Linked DNA regions of Homo sapiens: region 1 is linked to region 2. A link is an interaction called in ENCODE POLR2A ChIA-PET data of the cell type or tissue named here. Cell type or tissue: GM12878. All regions are shown on one strand.

Evidence for each region. ChIA-PET counts read pairs that join two places held together with the same protein. Peaks named below come from ENCODE experiments on the same cell type or tissue, not always from the same donor. Only the 100,000 strongest peaks of a DNase experiment are listed, where the experiment ranks them.
Region 1: POLR2A ChIA-PET joins it to region 2 with 5 read pairs; 1 of 35 experiments calls an interaction of 5 or more read pairs at or near these places.

Annotation. Positions count from the first base shown.
Region 1 is chr5:143,410,647-143,418,646 of GRCh38, forward strand. It overlaps a transcript of NR3C1 not described here. Among named protein-coding and RNA genes, the nearest start is that of NR3C1, 11 kb to the left of the region's middle. In GM12878, no CTCF peak of the experiment used is centred here; DNase peaks (open chromatin) are centred at 3,700 and 7,825; H3K4me3 peaks cover 1,039 bases; H3K27ac peaks cover 2,821 bases.
Region 2 is chr5:143,736,506-143,744,505 of GRCh38, forward strand. No RefSeq gene overlaps it. Among named protein-coding and RNA genes, the nearest start is that of MIR5197, 61 kb to the left of the region's middle. In GM12878, no CTCF peak of the experiment used is centred here; a DNase peak (open chromatin) is centred at 2,046.

The DNA.
Region 1 (8,000 bases), 330 kb before region 2:
CTACCCCACCTATCACACAGGAAGTAATGTAGGCCTTACATGGGATCATGTGTTCAAACGTTTTTAAACACTAAGCTTTATTTGGAAAACTTAGAGGAGCTTATGGAATTTTTGCACTATCACTTCACCACAACAAAAATGAAAATTATCATTGTCTCTTTTCACTTATTTCCCAGGGAATCAGTGCAATGGGCAGTCTGGAATTTTAGGCAGGGGAGTGATAATTCAGTAGTGCACCGGAAACAATTGTACCAGCTTGCAAGCACTGACTGTTAAATTTTCAGAGATTTTGTAAGTTGGTTGTTAATCACAGTCATTATTAAAAACCAAATTATTTATAAACTCACAATCAAATATTTTAACAACAAAAATAAATGCTGAAGACTTTACTGCCTAATTATTTTACTCCATTTTACTATTATCTATGTTCTTAAAGTTATTTCTGTCTGTTCTGTATAAGAACATACCATACGATGGTATGATGCAGCGTATCCCTTCCTAACGCTGCATTCAGAAATGTTATTTTGGTAGTTTGAAATCAACCATGGTGGAGTACCTATACTATAGAAATTGGGAAACATGACAAACCAGAGCTTGATTTGTTTTGTTGATTGTCTAGACTGACAGAGTAGAAGAAATTTTAATAATGAAGATTGAACTTAAAAGTGCCTTAGTTTGTGAACACAAAAACTTGAGGAAATATTTTTCTAGTACTTGAAAGCTATTATCAGCAAAAGAAGTCACTTCTGTCATTAATGAACGAGTTTAGTTCCAACATCCATTTTTGTTGCTTCACTTTTATCTCGCTCATTAATGTAAAAATATCAACCAACATTCATGTTGGGACTTCAGTACCATGAATGACTTCTTTGCTGATTGGATATTAATCAGATATTTATTTGTGGTCTGATTTTGCCAAACGTGTTTGAATTTTAGCTGTAGGTTGGCTATGGACACAAATATTCTGCAAAAATCACTGAAATGGTTCTGTGAAAATCACATGGCCATATAGAATTTACTATTAAGAGTGTTATATTTTTTCTTGCTTTTTGTAAATTATGTGATACATATATGTAAAAATTATAAAACACATAGATACTCTGTTCCCCTCAGGAGCTGTTAAACATTTACTAACACACTAATGGACATAATCTAATTTACTATTTGAAAAGCTCGTTCTGCTTGCGATGTGGAGTATGAGTTGTAGGGGCTAAGGGAGAAAGCAGGGAGAGCAGTGAGGAGACAGGCACATTGGCCCAAGGAAAGATGACGAAGTTTGTATTGGTTGCAATGGCAGGGGAGCTGGGGAGCTATGGTTGGACAGGAGAGGTATTTTGAAGGCCAAAGGTAAGCAAAGCAGTCATCCAGCAGCTCTATGAAAGAGATGGACTTCCAGGAACTTTTTATGCTAAGAGAAGACCTTCTGGTGAAGAGTAAGCAGGCTTAGTTGAATGGGGTGAGTGCATAGAAAGCTGTGCCAGAGAAAAGGAGTCAGGGAGGGTTGTAGTAGGAAGTAGGAGATGTTGGCAGTTCTAGGATTTCAAGGTAAATATCTTTATATCAGATGGAGAAAGTTAGGCTGGATTGTTAGTCAAATGTCGAATTGCCTCAAAGTGCAGGGGGGGAGGGGGGAGGGGAAGCCCCAAATACCAGTAACATGTTGCAACTGGAACTCACATACTAAGCTACTCATCTAGTAATTTCATTGATTTTTGCCCACATGGAGGGGTTATTTGTTCATCTCCATGCCTTGAGCCTATCCCAATTTATAGTAGATTTTTTTTTCTCACATTTGGCAATTTTAATTATAAAACTCTCACACTGAATCACCCTGTGTTACACATATATTGCTGTCCCCTTTCATGCTTCTCACTTCTTCATTCCTATTTTTCTTTGCTATGCCATAAAGAAGGACCCTACCAAAAGCCACCCTATTGTCTTGCCTATTAGTTATCAGAAAACTTCTGGCAACCACAGTTTTCCCCACTTTCCCTGCTTCCTCCATTATAACCTACAATCTATATTCCACATTACAGGTTTTTTTGTTTGGGTTTTAACATTTTTCAAGAGAAGTTATTACATTTTATGGAGTTTAAAAAATAGTAAATGTTTTGCAAAAGAAAGAATCATGTCTCCACATTCACCCACCCTTTCAACCCTAATGACCAGAAGAAGGAAAGATTCTCAGCTATACAGCTACCAATGACTAACACTTTGAGGATTCAGTTTGGATATGTTGTTTACTTTGGTCTTCTGATGATTAGCTATTTTAGGCATGGTTTCAATCAATCAGGGAATGTTTATTAATAGAAGAGACTTTCTTAATTAATATTCTCTCCATTCATTCCTTCAACAAAAGAGAATTCCTTCAACAAAATACAATTCCTTCAACAAAATAGCAACTATTATATGTTAGGCCCCAGTATAAGGCTGCAGGGATATCAAAATGATAACAATCTCTTCTCTGGAGGAAATGGAGACAGATACGGTTACAAGTCATTATAGAACAATGCAGACTTACAGAAATGTGTTAGATGCATAGGGCACTTCATAAGCTTCAAGAAGTCATCTGGTGTTTAAGGTTAGGAAAATGGGTGTGGATATGGAGATGGTGGTCACGGAGGGTTTCCTAGAGGTTAGCAGGACTGACTTGAATTATGAAGGGTTTTCTTCAAGTTATTTGTTTTTTTTTTCTCTTGAAGATAATACTTCTAATGGAAGCTTGTAGACAACATTCATTAGGTCATTTTTTGGTGCATTTATAAGAAACCCCACTGTTAAAAACAGAGTTTTTTGATTCACTGAAAAGTCCAGGGGAAGTTTAATTTCAGGAGGCATGACTGGATTCAGGGGCTCAAATGAAGTCCAAAGGGCTTAAATTTTATCCCTTAGCTTCATTTTCCTGTTTTGTTTTGTTTTGTTTTCTGGAAAGATTATCTCCACCTCTCCACCTGGTGGCCTGTGGCACCTGGATTTAACACATCCTGCCAGGTTAGTAACTTCAGTGGAAAGAGTTCTTTTCCCATAATTTTAGTAGTTGTTCCTGGGAGGGGTTTCACTGGTCTAGTTGGTTCAAATGCTTATCCCTGGACCAATAACTATGACCAAGGGATGTCAGGAATGTGTACTATGATGGGCAAAGCCTAGCTCAAGTGCCCACCACTGACACCTAAGAATGGGGTACAAATGAAAGAGAGAGAAGAGGAGGTGCTTCTCCAAATAATTGGAGATTTTAAATTTAAATAGGAGAAAAGGGATTTCTGGGCATGCAGAAAAAAACCCAGATGTCCATGACAATAGCTTTTTATCAAAATATTAACAGTGACATAAACATCATATTTTACATTTTAAGAGAATAGACATGACTTAAAATGTTTGTCAGCAATGGAAAGAACCCTGAAAATTAAGTATAGTTGTTACAAGTTTTATTGGTTTCACTTCCTGCCTTTAATAGAATGTGGGTTTGTACTTTGAAATTTCAAATGTTACACAAATGAATTGATGATTGCTTTGCAGAAATAGTATCTCCACTTAATTGGGCCTTTTTTGGGTGATGAAGTGATGTTTACAACTTTTAAGCTAGTTTTATCGTCTTCCACTGAAGGAGTTTGTCTCACTTGAATATGATTCCAACAATATGATGGGTATAGGCGGCTGCAGTGAGCCTCTGTCTGCTTATTTTGCTCCTTCTGTCTTGACAAGCTGAATGTCACGCAAATGTCTCAAGCCTCTGCACTGGGCAGGCAGGAAGCCAGAACCAGTAATAGAAGCAGTAGGCACTCTGTGAATACTTGCTGATTAATTTTAGCTCCATAGGCCTGATGGGTTTTCCATCCCTATAATTACCATCAGCAAATAGTTATTGAATGATGTCCAGCATATTTTTATTTCCCTTTTCTTGATCCTGATTTTCATTTTCTATTTTACCTCTCTGTGATTTTATCACGTGTGTTTCTGTTCATCAGACTAACAGAGCCTCCTGTGATTAGTTTATAATCACTCAGTTTTATTTCTACCTATGAGATATCTTTATCTGTCTGTCTAAATTTGTCTTTGTTATGACCCAGTTCAAGTTCTTTCTGGAATTAGGGAAAGGATGAAGTGTGAAAAAAAAGGAATTAAATAGTTCGGTTATTGAATGGCTATTTTGTGCTTGATGCTATATTAGTACATTTCCACATTTGCTTTACAAGTTAGTCTTTCTTATTAGAAGTAATGCTTAACAAGCCTACAAGTACTGACTGGGCTCACTTTATAGAGAAAATGGAGAGCAGTGAAGGGTGAGGAGGTTATGAGTTATGGATATGACAAATGGGGAAAGATCTTACAGAAGAGAGATTGGGGCCATCCAAGAAAAATCGTTATCTTTGTGTAGACGGCATTAGAAGGATGAAAAATAACTTTAGATATTACTTATGCCTTTAAGAAAAAAACTTCAAAAGATGCTAGAAAATAACACATACTTATTGTAAAAATCCAAACATACAGAAGGTAGAAATGTATAAAGGTAAAAACTTCCTCACACAATCCCATTTTGCAGATGTAACTATTTTTTTCTTTTTATATTTTGATGGCAACAAATTTGTAATTATTTTTGAGTTTTTATGTATATTCCAGATCCCCCACCCCATTATTCCCCTCTTTAAAAACTTTTATTATGTGAAATAGAAAGTAGAATTGTGACTATCAGAGGCTGGGAAGGGCAGGGGGAAGGGGAGGATGGGGAGAGATTAGTTAACGATTACAAAATTACAGCTAGATAAGAGGAATGAGTTCTGATGTTCTGCAGTACCATAAGGTAAATGTGATTAACTATAATTTATTGTATATTTTCAAATCCTTTTTGTCTATACATGGATGCATGCATGCATATATGTTTTTTAAAAACAAAAATGAGATTTTACTACATGTATTTTTCAACCTTTATTCATCAAATGTTATTGGACATCTTTTCATCTTTTCAATATTTTCAGGTAATAGTAGCATAGTATACCATTGTTTTAACCTTTCCTTATTGAAGTATATGTAAATTGTTTTCAATTTTTCACTATTGCAAGCCATGCTGCAATGAATATTTTTGTATCTAGATCTTTCTGCTATTGTACAATTATTATAGAATTGAAATTTCTCAGGCAAATGTGATTTGCAACAATTATCAAGCACCCAAAAGTGCTACATTATTGGGCTCATTTTAAAAATGCTTGTCCACTACAGCTCATTTTCTACTTTCATCTTCCTTTAGACATTCTAGAAAAAATCAATTAGAGCAGTAGTCATGGATGGCTATGCAGGACAGGCTACTAGCTGGAGACCCCTCATGTTTTGCTATTGATACAGTTTTGCTGAATCCATCCTTATGTTAAATGCATTAACAATTTAAGAGGATTGGTTTACATATGAACTGGGAAGGGATTATTCAGGGATACCATAATGCTTGATGGCTGCCTCCATCCTACCAGGGACCCTGATCTGCCCTGTTGTGGCCACATGGTAGATAGGTACTGTTTTACTTGCCAAGTATCCCCTCTCCACATATGATACTAGGACCTAACATTTCCTTTGGAAAACTATCCTTTCCCTAACTTTGGTCCATGCGCTTATGGTGGTATTAACCCATCTGTAACTCTGCATGGGCCAGGTCTGGTAATATCAGAGATAGGCACATGACAGGGACAGATACACCTTAATTCTTGGCTTTCTGGGACTACTTGGAAACTTGTCTTGTTTCTCAACAGGAATAGCTAAGCTGATACGATGCAAGCTTGGAGCAGCTGTGGTCTACCACTTAGAGACTCCATTGGATTGAGGTTTGCAAAAAAAAAAAGCAAAGAGATCTGGAAATAGATTCCCAATTATATAATATGAATGTCTAGATCCTAAGGTGAGGGCTGCTCCTAGACTTGACTATTACACACTTCAATACATTATTCCCCCTCCTTCTCTTCCTCCTCCTTCCTCTTCAGCCAGCTGGAGTTAGCTAACACTTGCATCAGAAAGGGTCCTGACATCAGAAGTAAAGGTCTAAAACATGGGGGTGTTGCTCCTTCTGGAAGAGACAGGGAGGTTAAGGTTACCAGACATGGAGGATGACCCCAAAAGAAAAGGGGAGCCCAAAAGAGAAGCCAGTTGAATGTCTAAAAATAAACTTTACCTGCTTCACAAGTTTGGCTCGAGTTTCCTTTTAATGATTAACTAGATGAGATGGTCAAACTCCTTCTTTATTTAAAATACACAAACATAAATAAGAATATCAGTCTTCAGTTAATTCACCTATTCTGGTTACATCTGCCTCAGGTTTCTATTTTTTTTATTAATACATAAATTGCTTTTCTATTTTAGGCTGTGTTTAAAAAGAGAGAGAGAGAGAAACCTGGTAATCCTCTAAGAAATGTCTTACGTAGTTTTTCTTTAGGGCCTAAATTATTACTCTACTTTCCATATTGATCCAGCCTTTTGTTTTATTGTTTTGTTTATAGTAGATTTGGTAATATATTAACAGTACCTATAAATATGATCTAGTGGAATTATGTATTAAAATATTTTAATATCTTCTTAGCATTTGCGATCTTGAAACTGAAACTTGATAGCTGAAGAAAAAGTTCCATTAAGATGAAAAATCAATCCCTTAGTGGAATTAAATCCACAATGCTTATATAAAACATTGCTTCTGTCTTATTTACATAAACTTTATACTTCTCTCTCTCATCAGTGGCAGGGGAATATGGAGTGGGATGTCATTAGTTGGATTCAATAGACATTTATTTACTTATTAGGAGCTTGAAATAGACTTGAGACTCTACCTCCTAGTAGACACATGTCTTTAGCAAGTTACTTAACTTTTCTGAATGTTAGTTTCCTTATCTGAAAAGTAAGGTTAATAATATTATCTGCCTCAGGAGGTTCTTATACAGATTAAAAAAGATATTCTCTGTAAAGCATTTAGCATGGTCTCTGACATTTAATTAATGCATGGTAAAGTAACTTATTATTACGCTTTCAGAAAGTGAGATAGCCCTGTAGGCACACCCCAAGCAGAAAGTACACGCCCATACACAATACACTAACTTCCTTCAAACGAAGCCCCTTTTCTCCTTACATCATGGATTGTGAAGGGAGCACCTGTCCAATAAAAGAAAGATTCTGTAAAAGAAATCCAGGCACTGGCTGGAAATTTTCACTATATGATTTATCAGGCCTCTCCCAGCTTTGAGGTCCTATAATTCTATAAACCACACAAGTTTACATATCACTGTGGGATTTGATCCTTATGAAACCCAAGAGAACCATAGGTTTTCCACATCCAGCTGAGCATGCTCAAATAAAGACAGACATTTAAAAGCATAGACATTGATCACGTGCTCTTTAACCAGCAAAATACTACAGCCAAAAGAAACAGAAGCACAGAGAAATAAAATGATTTGTTTGAAGTCTCATTGATTTGCCAAGAAACCAGACTGAATGTGCAAGCTTTCCTAATTCCTAGTTGGGTTCTCCACACACTAAACATAGTGATATATAATCTTCAGTTGTCAATATTTACCTTTTATGAGTTTATTGCTTGTCATGTGTTAACTCATAAAGCCATTTATTTACTTATATCAGTGCCATCAAAAACCCTTTAATTTCACAATCACAGTTTGTGTAACGTAGCAGACAAAGCACTGGGCTGGGACAAGGGACTGGGTTTTGGTTTTGGCTTTGTCCCCCTTTCTTCCTGCCCTCAACTGCATGATTTGGGCAAGTTACTTTTCCCCTTTTGGACTGTTTGCCTTTTTCTGCTTAAGTATCTGGACTTTCCCTTCCCTTCTTTCTCAACCCACACAGAAGTAATTATGTTTCTTTCATTATCTCTAACTGCAAAGTTTTTACTAGACAGCCCATATTTACTGGTCATCTGCTGAATGCCTCTGTGCAGTGAGCTGGAGATAGAGGTAAATAAGGTATGGCCCCTGCCCTCAGGGCTTTCCCAGTTAAGAGGGCACAGGGTGTGAAGGGGCACA
Region 2 (8,000 bases):
AAAATACAAAAATTAGCCAGGTATGGTGGTGCACGTCTGTAATCCCAGCTACTTGGGAGGCTGAGGCAGGAGTATCACTTGAACCCGGAAGGTGGAGGTTGCAGTGAGCTGAGATTGTGCCACTGCACTCCAGCCTGGGTGACAGAGTGAGACTCCATCTCCAAAGAAAAAAAAAAAGTTTGAAAGGAAGGATGCTTAGACACCATGCAAGTTCAACAACAACAGCTTCCCTGGTACATTCTACAGATCTCTATCCTTTGTGTGAAGCAATGAAATCATGTTCTTTTCAATGATCCCAGTGAAGGCTACCATTTGCTGAATGAGCATTTACCACTCACTAAGTCCTCATGTATATTTTCCCTTACAAAGCCCTGCTATTACCATTATTATCCCCACGGAGTAGAATGAAGTCATGGCTCAGAGAGCACCTTGTCTGGAGTTGTGCCATGAGTTAGTGTCAAAGGTGGGACCCCAAACCCCTGTCTGTCTGACTCTTAGTCGAACAGACTTCTACTGTGCTCTAAAGCAGAGCTTCTTTGACTGCAGCGTCCACCAGAATTCCTGGAGGGCTTGTTAAAACTGATTACTGGGTTCCATCTTCAAAGATTCTGGTCAGTAGATCTGGGGTGAGGCCTGAGAATTTGCATTTCTAAGACACTCCCCACGAATGCTAATGCAGTTTGAGCATCACAGCACTAGAGTTAGCTGTTGGATCCTTTCCTCTGGGGAGTTGGATGCCTCTCATTAGCAGTCCTCACTACTTACACGGAGCAATTTAGAAAAGCTTTCTTTTTCCTTCAAGTGTTGTTTAGACAGTAAGTACATGACAAATGGCCAATGAAGCTGCCGTTAAGTCAGTTAAATGTCTTCAGTTGTTACTTCTGTGGGGTTTGAAGTTGTCATATGTCATCCTCCTCAAGAAGAAAGAACAATTCTCCCTTTGTGGTGGCTCTTTCATAGAACTTATTTTGTTCTGTCTTTTCTTTCTCCACTTTAGAAATGTTGAACTGTTGTACTCTGCCTCTATTCCAACTAAGCGATGGTTAGCAAAATATCATCCAATAGATTCCATCCAACTATGTGCCACAGAAATATAATAATCTACCCTCTATGTCTTCTTCCTCAGTTTAGTGAAAGGACTCCAGCTGGGGTCTGGATTGGTCTTCCCTTTATGTCAATGACCCTGTGGTTGTCTCCTGGAAATTCCAGGGTTTACTTTCAACAGGGGCATCTGCATCTATGCTGGGCACAAGCACAGACTGCTTAGTAAGAAGGGTCTATTTCAGCTTGCAGCTCTTTTTGTTCTCCTCAAGGAATTGCATGTGTGGTGGGCTAAGCTATTCCCACAGCATGTGGAAAGAATACCAGTCAGAGTAAAGCAGGCAGAATGACCCTGTGAAGTTTTCAAAGGGTGGGATGTATTTCCATTGGGATAGCTAAGTGGGAAACCTAAGAGTCAAAAGTCCCCAGTGACTTTGTTCTCTCCTGGTACATTCTATAGACCTCTATCCCCAGCAGTAAAACTATGTCTCTGAGGCCCTTTTTTTTTATTTTGCAAAATTCAAACTGCAATTTGATGTGATGAGTCTCATAATAACAATTCAAATGACCTCTGGATGAGTCTTCTTCAACTCAGAGTTCACAAGCCAGGAGCTTTAAAAAAACAAAAAAATCATTGGCTTCTTGGAAAGCCTTTTACTGTTCCTTTGAGGCAGGGAAATGGAATCAGGGCATACAAGACCTCGACGTAAAACCCACTACACCTTTTACCCAAAGTAGTGTGACTTGACCACTCTGAAGTCAGCGTTCCCAATTGTCAAACCAACAGATATATTTACATCATTGCCCTGGATGAAACGGAATGAGAGGATGGAATGGAATATCACAGATGAAAGTGCTTGAAACGTTTAGAACTTCAGAAAATATTAGTAGAATCTGATCCCTATTAAACACCTAACTTAATCTCTCTAATCTTTTTCTCTGGGGAAAAGCAACATTTGAACTGGTAACAAAATCAGACTCAGAATTCAGCAAAGTTCAAAGTGCACATCAGTGGGAAGCAATGGAGCATGAAGGCTAATAACTTTGACATGAGTGTTTGTCCTTGCTCTGCCACTCACTAGTGGTGTGACTTTTGTGAGGCTTCTTGAAATCCCCAGGTAGTTCAGGGTACTTAAAATAGTCTTTTTTTTTTTTTTTTAAATAGAGTTGCTATAAGCATGAAATAATTATGTATGAAGTTCTTCTCATAGTAATACATAGTGAACACTCAGTAAATGGGGTTATTTTCATTGATAACTACACTCTGTAAACTTAATGAAGGTTAAGGATCCTTCTCCCACAAATGTGTGTGTATATATATGTACACACAGTCATGCATTGCTTAACAATGGAAATACATTCTGAGAAATGCCTTATTAGGCAATTTAATCTTCATGTAATCATCACAGAGTGTATTAACACAAACCTAGATGGTGTAGCCCACTGCACACCTAGGCTGTAAGGGATAGCCTATTGCTCCTAGGCTACAAATCTGTACAGCATGTTACTGTATTGAATACTGTAGGCAATGGTGACACAATGGTAAGTATTTGTGTATCTAAACATAGAAAAGGTAAAATAAAGATACAGTATAAAAGATAATGGTGCACCAGGATAGGGCAGTTACCATGAATAGAGCTGACAGGACTGGAAGTTGCTCTGGGTGAGTCAGTGAGTGAACGGTGAGTGAAGGTGAAGGCCTAGGACATTACTGTACACTACTGTAGACTTTAAAAGCACCGTACACTTAGGCTACACTAAATTTAAAAAATTGTTCTTCAATAATAAATGAACTTTAGCTTACTGTAACTTTTTTATTTGACAAAGTTTTTCCTTTTTAAAACTCTTTGACTCTTTTATAATAACACAGCTTAAAAACAAATACATTATACAGCTGTACAAAAATATTTCTTTATCCTTCTATAAACTTTTTCTATTTTAAAAATTTACTTTTTATTTTTTTACTTTTTGAACTTCTTTTTTTATTGTTAAAAACGAAGACAGAAACACACACAGTAGCCTAGACCTACACAGGGTCAGGATCATCAGTATTGCTGTCTTCCACCTCCACATCTTGTCCGACTGGAAGGTCTTCAGGGGCAATAACATTCATGGAACTGTCGTCTCCTATGATAACAATGCCTTCTTCTGGAATACCTCCTGAAGGATCTGCCTGAGGCTGTTTCACATTAAGTTGATTTTTAATAAGTAGAAGTAGTACACTGTAAAATAATGATAATAAGTATACTATATCAAATGCACTAACCAGTACCATAGCCATTTATTATCATCAAATATCATGTACTGTACATAATTGTACATGCTATACTTTGGTATGGATGGCAGTGCAGTAGGTTTGATTACACCAGCATCACCATGAACATGTGAGTAATGCATCGTGCTATGATGTTGCTAGGTGAAAGGAATTTTTCAGCTCCATTGTAATCTTATGTGGTCTGTTGACCAAAAAATCATTATGCAGAGCTTCACTGTATATTTTCACAACATTTTGCATATAATTTTAGGGAGTTCATGGAGTTCCTTGTTGCCTATCTATGGCCATTTGGGCCCCTGGGCCTCATGGATGATATTATTGATCCACCAGCAGGTGAGTTGGGCTTTGTAGTGTAGTAATAATTTTTCTTCTTTTATCCTCAGATGTTGAGTTTATGGACTTTCAAATGTGCTGTTATAACTAATTGAATGTGAAAACTCAATGCAGCCTAGAAGCTTCCTGGCTCCTGTAAGTCTGTCCAAACCCAGCCTGGATCACAGTTACATGGCTTGTGATGTGCAAAGCTTTTCCTAGGAGTCCCTGTGGCCTTGCCCTCATCTTCCTCTGTGGTTCTTCTATGGTCTCTGTGGGCCCTTTGCCTACAGTTTCTATTGTGCTATGTGACACCCTGTACACAGAACTCAGTTCCTTTACTGGTTTTCACGAGATTCCTAATTGAACGTTTGGTGCCTTTGGTGAAGAATCACATTTTGGAGTGAAGTGTTTCACCATCTTGATCGCTCCATCCCGCCTTTCTTCTTTCACTCTGCTACATCAAAAGAATTTCTCTCTTCATGTGAATCCTCAGCCATATCTAGGCCCAGCAGAATTTCACTTTCTGTCCTATCCATTCATCAGGAGTTTTTTCCCCTCAGTTTTTCCTCTTTCTTTCCTATGAGAAATTTAATGGAATTTTTTTCTCCCTCTTATTCCTTATGAATTAATATTATTTGGGACTACGGATCTCATTCTGTTTTCCTAGTGCCTGGGGCAGTACCAATCATATAACAGATGTTTACCAGTTGGATCAAAGAAGAAGAAAGGAAGAGAGAGAGGAAGGTAAGAAAATAAGAATAGAGGAAGGAAGGAAAGAAATCCCTAACTTTGTCCTGGATCCAGATTGTGACTGCATTAACAGCTCAGAGATTGTTAAAGTAGCTCTCCTCCTACTTCTTACTGCTGAGGAGGGTTTTTTTTTTTAAATCCCTTTTTCTTTTATTCCCAGTATATCAGCAATTTCCCCAAGCCAATTTCTAGCTCTTAAAATAGATTCACACTGTGGTTCTTCCTTTTGTGTGTGTGTGTGAAGTAAGAGAAATTCACAACTCACTTCATAATCCCCTCACAGGTAATTAATTAACTCAGGGGGCAGTCTCAAGAAGCCAGAAGCATGTTGGCTTTAATTTCCCTTTCTGAGATTCTCTTCCTTCTATTAACTTTACCTTTCCTCAGTCAGGGCAAAAAATTAATTTGTGTCCCTCCCATCTTTGGATGTAAGTGGTCCCTTCGACAGCTTTTTCTTAGAATGGTCATTTCCTCACTTCCTGTAAACTGTAATCCTCCTTGTGTGGCTTTTCCCTTTTTAGAGAAAATTTACTGGAATTTGGGAATGAGCTTGCTTTGTTTTAAGATAGAAATATAAGTGTGGGCCTCTTTATTTCTTTGGGACATCTCTTCATGGCATTCTGAGAGAGATCGGAGTTGATCCTTATGGACTGGATCTCCCCATGTGGTATTGAGGTGGTGTAGACTGAGGAAGTTTCGTGAATTAAACAGAGAAAAAGGAAGGAGAAGGTTAGAAGAAGCCACGGGCAACTTCCTGTTTTTTGGGCGAATGGAGCTTGATTTTCAGCTTCATACAATTGTATTCTCTGCATTAGCTTCAGGGTAGTACAAGAAAATGAAGGAAGGGGTCTTTCCTTTGTAAAATTGAATTAATGTATTCAGACAGGTAAAACTGAATTGAGTGACTAGACTGTTAAGCCTGTAATTTAATCACGTACAAGATTTACATCTGCACACAGTTTGTGTGCTGTGTGAGTAGGAGGGGTGGTACCTTCATTTCTGTATCTCAGGACTTAGCCTGATGCCTATCACATGGTTAGAAGTCAAAACTCTTTGAGTTGATTGATACTGGTTAACTGGTTGCTCGAAAATATATAGAGCTGAGGGTACCACAGTGGCAGACTACTTTAGAGAAGTAAAAAGAAAAGGCTTCCTCCCAAAGTTGAAATATTTGAAAGACAATTCTCAAAAACTCTTGGAAGATGTTGGTGGAAGATGTCTGGTTTAATTTCTATTTACTTCAAGCTCTACACTAAATGATAAATGTTAAGTGAAAAGAAGACTCAGTACTTGACTCCAAGGACACCATAGTCTGGAAGGGTAGAAAGAGAAGTAATTAGATAATTTAAAATACATGATGCCAGGCAGTTTAGTTGCAGTTCAGCATTTCAGCTACACAATTCCATTTTCAGAAAGAATATATTAGGATTTGGGAATAAGTCTACATTGACTCATAATAGAAATGTAAATGTGAGGTTCTTTAACTTTTTGAGAGACTCTTCATGGGATTCTGAGAGAGACCAGGATTGATCCTTACAGACTGGATGACTGTGATGTCCACTAAAAGAGTCACCCAAGTGGCTCTGCATGTGCAACAATATGAATACACTTAATCTTGCTGGGACTCCCCTGGGGATCAGCAGTCCACTGTACATAGTTGGATGGATATTCTAATGAGACACTTGGGGATGGAGAGGGTCAGACTTCCAAGGGGCATGTGCAGTCACATTAGATGATCACCAAATGGCCTGCTAAAAAGCACAGTGCCATTTCTCTGTGGAACCTCACTTTTGCTGTAAGGAAAGGGCAAGTTCATGGGCAGTTAAATCACTTAGAACATTAATGGAGAGGTGGAGGGCTGCCCCCAGCTTCCATGCAGTTTCCTGTCTCTCTGTTGAATCAATGTTGAACAAATATTGAGAGAATCTTTATTTAACTGCATCCTGGTTACCAGTTCTGTAGCGTCCACATGTGTCCCAATCCCATCATTAACCTGGATGTGATGTAGATCCCTCTCTGTGTGCCAGCTCCGTGCCATGGTTCCACATGCATCGACGGAATCACTCTCATTAGGTCGTCCCAATGGAGGGAGGCCAATCGGGGAAAAGTTCAAGAGTTAGAATAATTTTAAGAAATTAGGCTTGATTATTTTCAAGTTTCCACCAACAGGAACTCGTTGTGGGGTTAGAGGGGAAGAGGAGACACTTGTCTTAGAGAACCCTGTGAATGTCTTAATAATCAGATAAGAATCTTGTTTACTTAGCATTTTCAGTATTAGAAAGCAAGTAGGACCAAAGTGAGACTTGAGAACTGTGTGTTCTTCACTGCAGAGATTCTACAAACAGATGTATGCTTAGACTTCATGAACCGTGCAGGAAGGCATTGAGATTCAGTTGGGAAGAGTTTCGGAAGAGACTATGAATGATTAAGCTGGAAAACATCAAAGGAGAATGGATTTCTCCTTAAATGCCCTCTACAATATTATTTGTCTTCAAAATGTTCGAGTGATTTTAATAGTATCCTAGTGTTTATCTTATAAATTCCTCCTCATTCTTTAGAACCCACTTTGGTGCCAGTATCACTGATCAAGAAAGTGATCCCTAATCTCCCCTGCCTCCTAGAATTCATCTGCCCTTTCCACATGCTGATGTCACTACTCTGACCACACTGAATTGTCAGTGGGCTTATTTGCAGGTCTGTCTTCCATACTGGACAGGGAGGTCTTTGAGTCTAGGTATTGGCTTCATTTATCTCTGGGTCCTTATTTCAACCGAGCATTTGGCACACTGCAATTACTTGGTATGTATCTGATTAATAAAGAAACACACTTATCATAAGTACAATATTTATTCTGCAACTTTTGGTGGCCATGAATAAACATGCTGGTTTTCTTTCCGGCTTCAGGTCATAGTTTATTCTAACCTAATTAAATTAACTCATGGATGAGACCACTGAGTTTAAATCATTCTCCCAAGGCTATAGAACTTGTTAGATGGCCCATCCAGGACCAGGACACAGGCATCCAAGGACGCAGGACTCCAAGCCTGGTGCTCTTTCTTTCCCCTTTTCATTTCTGACTTCAAAAAACAGCACATGTTTAGAATAGAATGTTAAAGAACAAAGAAAATTCCTCCTAAATTCAACTACCTAGAGACAACCAACATCAGCATTTTGGCAAATATCCCTTCTAATGTGTGTGTGTGTGTGTGTGTGCGCATGTATACAATTTTACACATGTAACTAGCTATTAAATGGGGTTCTTTGAGTTGTTTCAGAGTGTTAGCTGAGGCCCCAAATCTCAGGACAATGGAAGACAAGTACTCACACATTCTAGAGAGAGGAGCTGGAGCATTCTTACTGAAAGATGTCCAACTGGCTTTCCACTATCAACATCCAGCACCCACTCCAGCCCTTATGCAGTGAGTGGCTAGAGACACTTCTGGGGAAAAATCATTCAACAAAAGGAAACTCACAGGAGGAGGCAATACTGTGGTATGTCTCCTCCTCTCAAGCCCAGTGAAGGATCCAGAGAGAGGGTGAGGTCCCTGCCAGCAGAGGAAAATTGTACCTTACTGCCACAAGTGAAGCTTGCTGCATTGTAACACAGACCTGCAATGAA